Regions from separate parts of the Homo sapiens genome. Here region 1 is linked to region 2. A link is an interaction called in ENCODE POLR2A ChIA-PET data of the cell type or tissue named here. Cell type or tissue: Panc1. All regions are shown on one strand. Each heading gives the region's core, and the rest is flanking DNA. Links, peaks and the distances in the headings are about the cores only.

Region 1 (4,403 bases), core at 270-4,269, 75 kb after region 2:
TGGGGCCAGGTGCAGTGGCTCACGCCTGTAATCCCAGCATTTTGGGAGGCCAAGGTGGGCGGATCATGAGGTCAGGAGATCGAGACCATCCTGGCTAACACAGTGAAACCCCGTCTCTACTAAAAATACAAAAAATTAGCCAGGTGTGGTGGCAGGTGCCTGTAGTCCCAGCTACTCAGAAGGCTGAGGCAGGAGAATGGTGAGAACCCGGTAGGCGGAGCTTGCAGTGAGCCCAGATGGCGCCACTGCACTCCAGCCTGGGTGACAGAGCTAGACTCCGTTTCAAAAAAAAAAAAAAAAATCATGAGATCATTTCAAAAATCTAAGATAAGAATTTCTGACAAAATCAAATACTGCCGGGCACAGTGCCTCACACCTGTAATCCTGTAATCGCAGCACTTTGGGAGGCTGAGGCAGGGGTATCACGAGGTCAGGAGATGGAGACCATCCTGGCCAACACGGTGAAACCCCGGCCTCTACTAAATATACAAAAAAAAAAAAAAAAAAAAATTAGCTGGGTGTGGTGGCGGGCACCTGTAGTCCCAGCTACTCAGGAGGCTGAGGCAGGAGAATCACTTGAACCCAGGAGGTGGAGGTTGCAATGAGCTGAGATTGCGCCACTACACTCCAGCCTGGCGACAGAGCGAGAGCCCGTCTCAAAACAAAAAACAAAAAACAAAAAAAAACCCCAAATACCTACATATTTAAAAAATTATAAAGATGGAAACTTCTTTTGATAAATGGTAGCTAAAACAATTAAATAGTAACATGGAAGATGCCACTATCCCTCCATTAATCATTTTACTGGAGATCCTAGCTGGTATAAAGAAAAAAATATTAGGAGTATAAGCAGAGAGGAAAACACAAAACTGAGTATCAGATGTTATACAGAAAATCCAAAACTATGTAGAGATCTTTTTGTTTTACTGTTTATTACAATGCCCAAAAATAAGGTCAAAATGCAAGAATATTATCAGCAGTAATCTTTTAAAATACCATTAAAAAAATACTTAGAAAATGAAGGATGTGTCACATCTCTAACAAACAGCTGAGTGTAAAGATATGCCATGTTCAAATATTTGAAGACAGCATTAAAGATGCCAATAATCTCAAAATTTAGGTCAAGCGCAGTGGCTCTTGCCTGTAATCCCAGCACTTTGGGAGGCTGAGCTGGGCGACTGCTTGAGGTCAGAAGTTCAAGACCAGCCTGAACAACATGGTGAAATCCTGTCTCTACCAAAAATACAAAAAAAAAATTAGCCAGGTGTGCACACCTGTTGTCCCAGCTACTTGGAAGGCTGAGGTGGGAGGATTACTTGAGCCTGGGAGGTGGAGGTTGCAGTGAGCTGAGATTGCACCATTTGCACTCCAGCCTGGGCAGCAGAATGAGCTCTTGTCTCAAAAAAAAAAAAAAAAAAAAAGAAAGAAAGAAAAAGTAATTAAGAGTCAATACAATCCCAGTGGATTTTTTGATTTTTTGGGGTAACAAGCTTGATTATAAACTTTCCATGGAAATGCAAAACAAGCATGAATAGCGAAGACATACACACACTTTTATATATAGACACTTGTTTTATGACAAAGTTAGGAAAAAAGTTCTTTTCAATACATGAAGCTAGGTCAATTGGTTATCTATATGCCACGAATGAAAATAAGCCTTATCCAATTACACAGCAAGAGACATATACAAACAAATCAATCCCAGGTAGATTATCGTTTTAAAGTTTCCAGAAACAGGCCAGGCATGGTGGCCCACGCCTGTAAATCCCAGCACTTTGGGAGGCCGAGGCGGGCAGATCACCTGAGGTCAGAAGTTTGAGACCAACCTGACCAACATGGATGGTGAAGCCCCCGTCTCTACTAAAAATGCAAAAATTAGCCGGATGTGGTGGCACACACCTGTAATCCCAGCTACTCGTGAGGCTGAGGTAGGACAATCCCTTGAACCAGGGAGGCGGAGGTTGCAGTGAGCCGAGGTCGCACCACCGCACTCAAGCCTGGGCAACAAAAGCGAAACTCCATCTCAAAAAAACATGAGAATATCTTTATGCCCTCGGGATAGGGGAAGGTTCCTATAACAGGGCACAATGAACAATAAGAAAAAAGGTCCATAAAACGGACTGCATCAAAATTAATCACCACTGTTTATCAAAAAACACCATTAAGGAAGTGAAAAAGTAAAGTCACTCTCTAGAAGATTATATTCGCAATACATAGCAAAGAGATCATATCCAGCCTATATAGGGAATTACGTAAAAAGAAAAATGTAGACAACTCAATAAAAAATAAGCATGAAGCTTAATTAAACACTGTATGAGACACTACAGTTGATCCTTGAACGTGGCTTTGAAGTGCGTGGGTCCACTTATACGTGGATTTTCTTTTGTCTATGCTACCCTGGAGACAGCAAGACCAACCCCTTCTCTTCCCTCCTCCTCCGCCTAGTTAAGATAAATGTGATGAGGATAAACACCTTTATGATGATCCATTTCCACTTAATGAATAGTAAATATATTCTCTTATGATTTTGGTTTTTTTTTGAGATGGAGTCTCGCTCTGTCACCCAGACTGGAGTGCAGTGGTGCGATCTCGGCTCACTGCAACCTCTGCCTCCTGGGTTCAAGTGATTCTCCTGTCTCAGCCTCCCGAGCAGCAGGGATTACAGGGTCCCACCACCATGCCAGGCTAATTTTGTATTTTTAGTAGAGACAGGGTTTCACCATGTTGGCCAGGCTGGTCTCGAACTCCTGACCTTGTGATCCGCCGCACCCAATCCCTTATGATTTTCTTAATAAAATTTCCTTTTCTCAAGCTTATTCTAAGAATACAGCATATAATACATGTAACATACAAAATATGTGTTTATCAACTGTTTAATGTTACTGTTAAGGCTTCCACTGAACAGCATGCTATTGTTAATCAAGTTTTGGCGGAGTCAAAAGTTAAATGTGGATTTTTTTTACTGCACAAGAGTCAGTTATCCTAATTCCTATGTTATTCAATGGTCAACTATATTTAAATGGCAAAATTTTTGGTAAGTGCTAAATCCATTATGAATATCAGAAATGTAAATGAAAACCATAAGGTGGTAATACTATACACAATGGCTAGAATTTTTTCAACTCTCAATACCACATGTTGGCAAGAAAATGGAACAAATGGAACTCTCCTACAATGGTGATAGGAGTATATCATGATCCTTAAAGTAACCAACACTTTGGAAAGACGTATGGCATCATCTACCAAGGGTTAATAAATGCAAGCCCTGAGACCTAGAAGTTTCATTCCTAGGTATGTACCAAACAGAAATGCATAATTATAACACTGCCAGCAGCATTAGGTGCAGTAAGCAAAAACTGGAAACAAACAAAATAGAAATGTATTCATATTAATGAAACACTATAGTAACAAAAATAAAAGGCTATATGCAACATGAATCTAACAAACACAAGACTGAGTGAAAAAGGCCAGAGATTAAAGAATAATCCATGATTCCATTTATATAAAGATTGAAACACAGACAAAACCAACCATCTAGGGACTGTAGTGGTACTTTTTACAAAGTGTGATGGAATAGCAATTGGTAGTTAAGTAGCATGAAGACTGCTTTTGACCAGGGTGATACTTACACACAAGTGTGTTCCCTACATAATCCACTGCATTATACACTTACCATTTGTACCCTTTCTTAGGTATGTTTTGATTTCATAAAGTTATTTTTTAAAGCTCTCTTATAATAGTAGATGCATACTATTAAGCATTTATCAAAACCCGTAAGACCCATTGGATACAGAGTAAACTCTAATGTTAGTGATGGACTTTAATAATAACATATCAGTATGACTAATCCAAGTTGCTAATAGTGGAACCTTAGAGTTTTGGAGATGGGAGGTTCCTATAAAGCTCTTATATGGGAATGCTCTGTACTATAAGCTCAGTTTTCTTTTTCTTTTTTTTTCAGATGGAGTCTCGCTCTGTCGCCCAGGCTGGAGTGCAGTGGCACGATCTGCAACCTCCACCTCCCGGGTTCAAGCAATTCTCCTGCCTCAGCCTCCCGAGTAGCTGGGACTACAGGCGCGCGCCACCATGCCTGACTCATTTTTTATATTTTTGCTAGAGATGGGGTTTCACCATGTTGGCCAAGATGGTCTCAAACTCCTGACCTCATGATCTGCCTGCCTTGGCCTCCCAAAGTGCTGGGATTACAGGCGTGAACCACCATGCCTGACCTCAATTTTCTTTAAACCTAAAACTCTTCTAGAAAATAAAGTCTATCCGTTAAAAAAAAAAAAAAAAGGCAGCCACCACATGCTGACACTCATTTTACAACTCTCAGGCGTTAGGACTCTGTTCCTCTCACTACTTTGACTAGTCCACAAGGTTGGAAGCAGAATGGGTCACAG
Region 2 (4,403 bases), core at 148-4,147:
TAGATGATACAGCCTACTATATATGGAATAGCAAATTGCTCCTAGGTTACAAACCTGTACAGTGTGTTAGTATGCTAAATACTGTAGGCAATTGTAGCACAATGGTAAGTAATTGTGTATCTAAACATAAGTAGGTACGGTAAAAATATGGTATAAAAGATAAAAAATGGTACACCTGTATAGGACATGTTTACCAAAATTAAGGCTGTTGGGGCACAAATAATTTGATAAAGGTTTATTGGGGCCAAGTATGGTGGCTCACACCTGTAATCTCAGCATTTTGAGAGGCAGAGGTGGGCAGATCACTTGAGGTCAGGAGTTCAAGACCAGCCTAGCCAAATGGCAAAACCTGTCTCTTTTAAAAATACAAAAATTGGCCAGGCGCGGTGGCTCACACCTGTAACCCCAGCACTTTGGGAGGCCGGGGCAGGCAGATCACAAGGTCAGGAGTTCGGGACCAGCCTGGGCAAGATGGCGAAACCTGTCTCTACTAAAAATACAAAAATTAGCTGGGCATGGTGGCACAGCGTATAATCACAACTACTCGGGAGGCTAAGGAAGGAGAATCTCTTGAACCCGGGAGGTGGAGGTTGCAAGGAGCCGAGATGGTGCCACTGCACTCCAGCATGTGCGACAGATGTGAGACACCATCTCAAAAAAAAAAAAAAAAATTGGCTGGGCGTGGTGGTGCGTGTCTATAATCCCAGCTACTCAGGAGGCTGAGGCTCGAGAAATCACTTGAGCCTGGGAGGCAGAGGTTGCTGTGAGCTGAAATCGTGCCACTGCACTCCAGACTGGGAACAGAGCAAGAATCTGTCTCCAAAAAACAACAACAACAACAAAAAACGGTTTATTGGAAGCCAAATGGTGTGAACATCACAGAGTGTACTTATGTTCACGGAACCAAGCCGGGTCCAGCTACGTTTTCTCAGGGCCCAATAACAAGAAGCAGAAAAACTAGGAAAGAAGAGAATTTATTGCTGTAACCAGTTACAGGGAGCAGGCTGGAGATAATTCCACAAGACCAACTCAAAGTGTTACAATTTTCTTCATGATTATATAGGTTGGGGTTATATGCCCACATGCAGTATAGCATTCACCTAAGTCTATTGGTAACTAATTTTGTTTCAACTAGAAGGTCAGAGGCAAACTAATGCTTACTAAGTCTGATTAAAAGGGCCTCAGTACCTTCAAGGCCTGTGTACTGTGGTACCAGAGTGATTATTTCTATCTTATCTCCTTTACAGCTTGGTCTGGAGTGCTGCCTTAGACTCTCCAATGAATTTACTCAAACAGCTCTGTTACCTTGACTGTCTCAGATTTCGTTGACCCGAGATGGGTCCTGCACTAGGAATGAAAGACTGTATTATTTTGGTTTGCTCCAGGTTAGGGAGAAGCCCACGCAAGGCTCCTACTGACCATACGTTTCATTTCTAGCTTTGCTGTCTGGGTGCCGATTTTGCTAGGTTTAACTATTTGCTCAATGTTAAGGCAGCTCTGTGGAAATCTGTGTAACTGGAGTGCTATGCAGGCCTGTCTGTGTGATTGTCAGGGAGAATTGGCCTGCCACACTTACACAAATCTAGGTGGTCTAGCCTACCATACACCTAGGCTATATGTATGGTTGACCTGGGAAGACACGCTAACAAAGTTGGGAGTGTTCTGGAGTCTGCTACAAGTTGGAAGGCTTTTATGGGAAAGTTTAGAAGAAGGGAGGACTCCTGACAGCACAACCATCCTTTTCACTGGAGGTACAACACAGAGGTTACAATCATTGGCTACAGACTGCAATATAAAGGCTAAAATATCGACATTTGATTCAAAAGTGAGTCAGAGTCCTCTTCAGTGTCAGGAGGTTGTGCATTAATCAGTACTTGACAATTTGAGGAACTCACAATAAGATTCGTTACTCAGGGACAAGATGTTTGCATGAATCACAAGCCCTCCCTCAGGCTGTTAATTTAGAAGCCTATTTACTTTAAAGTCAACTGCCCAAAAGTGCCCTGTAGTTTATCAGGCACTTACTATGAATGGAGCTTGCAGCACTGGAGGTTGCCTGGGTGAGTCACTGAGTGGTGATTGAATGTGAAAGCCTGCAACATTACGGTGCACTACTGTAGATTATAACCACTGGACACTTAGGCTATGCTACATTTATTATTTATTTATGGATGGATTATTTTATTTTATTTTTGAGACAGGGCCTAGCTCTCTCACCTGGCTGGAGTGCAGTGGTGCGATCACAGCTCACTGCAGCCTTGACCTCCCTAGGCTCAAGAGATCCTCCCACCTCAGCCTCCCAAATAGCTGGGACCACAGGCACCCGCCACCATGCCCGGGTAGTTTTTAAATTTTTTGTAGAGACGAGGTTTCACCATGTTGCTCAGGTGGGGCATTTATTTTTAAACATTTTTTAATTTTTTGTGAGGTCTCACTCTGTCTCCCAGGCTGGAGTGCAGTAGTGTGATCATGGCTTACTGCAGCCTCGACTTCCTGGGCTCAAGCAATCCTCTTGCCTCAGCCTCCCAAGTAGCGGGGACCACCGACATCAGCCAACACACACAGCTAACTTTTTGTAATTTTTGTAGAGATGGGGTCTCACTATGTTGCCCAGACTGGAAAACATTTTCTTAAATAATAAATCTTAGCTTACTGTAGCTTTTTTACTTTTTAAACTTTAAAATTTTTAAAAACTTTTGACTCTTTTGTAATAACACTTAGCTTAAAACACAAACACATTGGCCGGGTGCAGTGGCTCACACCTGTAATCCCAGCACTCTGGAAGGCCGAGGTGGGCAGATCACAAAGTCAGGAGTTCGAGATCAGCCTGGCCAGCATAGTGAAACCCGTCTCTACTAAAAATACAAAAATTAGCAGGGTGTGGTGGCACACACATGTAATCCCAGCTACTCAGGAGGCTGAGGCAGGAGAATTGCTTGAACCCAGGAGGTGGAGGTTGCAGTGAGCCGAGATCATGCCTCTGTACTCCAGCTTGGGCGATAGAGCAAGACTCTGTCTCAAAAAAAAAAAAAAAAAAAACCCACAAACACATTGTACAGTGATACAAAAATATTTCCTTTCTTTATATCCTTAATCTATAAGCTTTTTTTATTTTTTAAACTTTTTTTGTTCAAAACTAAGATGCAAACACACACATTAGTCTAGGCCTACTTATACTCAGGATCATCAATATCACTGTCTTCCACCTCTACGTCTTGTCCCACTAGAAGGTTCAGGGACAATAACATGCATGGAGCTGTCATCTACTATGATAACAATGCCTTCTGGAACACCTCCTAAAGGACCTGCCGGAGGCTATTTTGCAGTTAACTTTTTTTTTTTAAATAAGTAGGAGTATACTCTAAAATAACAACAAAGAATAGAGTAAGTACATAAACCAGTAACATAGTCTTTTATTATCATTATAAAGTATTATGGACTGTACATAAGTGTGCCTGCTATACTTTTATATGACTGGCAGCACAGCAGGTTTGTTTACACCAGCATCACCACAAACACACCAGTAATCCAGTATGCTATGACGTCAGAATAGCCACAGTGTCACTAGGCAATAGGAATGTTTTAGCTCCATTATAAGCTTACAGAACTGCTGTCATATATACAGTCTGCCATTGATCAAAATGTTGTTATTCAGTGCATGACTGTAACTCCCGATTTGTGGCTTGTTGGACATTAACATTTAATTCACTATCTTAGGGTTCTCCAGAGAGACAGAATCAATGGGACATGATAGATATAGATCAGATAGATGATATAGATATAAATATAGATATAGGAAAAAGGATTTATTAGAGGGATTGGCTCTCAATTATGGAGGCTGAGAAGTTCCATCACAGGCCATCTGCGAGCTGGAGACCTTGGGATGTCAGTAGTGTGGTTCAGCCCAAGTGTGAAAGCCTCGGAACCAGGGAAACTGATGGTATAACTTCAATCTGAGGCCAAAGGCCTGAGAACTCCAGGGGCCGCTGATGTAAGTCCTAGAGTCCAAAGGCCCGGGAGCCTGGAATTGTTGTCCGAGGACAGAAGAAGAAAAGTGCATCCCAGCTCTGGCAGACAGATGGACACATTCTCCCTTTCTGTTCTTGTTCTCTCTGGGCCCCCAGCAAGTTGGACCGTGCCCACACACATTGAGGGGAATCTTCCCCACTTAGTCCACTCAGACTCATATGGTAGTCTCCTCTGGAAACATCCTCACAGACACACCCAGAAACAATGCTTTACTAAGTTTCTAGATATTCCTTAATCCAGTCAAACTGACACCTAAAATTAACCATCACACTCATGGCTTGTCCTAGAAATCTTCTTGTTTCTCAAATGCTCTTTGAACTGGTCACTGCATCTTTACTGGTTCCCTCATTAATCGGTGAGCTAAGTAAAATCTT

Evidence for each region. ChIA-PET counts read pairs that join two places held together with the same protein. Peaks named below come from ENCODE experiments on the same cell type or tissue, not always from the same donor. Only the 100,000 strongest peaks of a DNase experiment are listed, where the experiment ranks them.
Region 1: POLR2A ChIA-PET joins it to region 2 with 5 read pairs; 9 of 35 experiments call an interaction of 5 or more read pairs at or near these places.

Annotation. Positions count from the first base shown.
Region 1 is chr12:31,974,820-31,979,222 of GRCh38, reverse strand. The region is part of intron 3 of RESF1 (retroelement silencing factor 1); the gene reads right to left. Among named protein-coding and RNA genes, the nearest start is that of RESF1, 18 kb to the right of the region's middle. In Panc1, for the core only: no CTCF peak of the experiment used is centred there; no DNase peak of the experiment used is centred there.
Region 2 is chr12:32,049,297-32,053,699 of GRCh38, reverse strand. No RefSeq gene overlaps it. Among named protein-coding and RNA genes, the nearest start is that of BICD1, 55 kb to the left of the region's middle. In Panc1, for the core only: no CTCF peak of the experiment used is centred there; a DNase peak (open chromatin) is centred at 1,919; H3K27ac peaks cover 1,994 bases.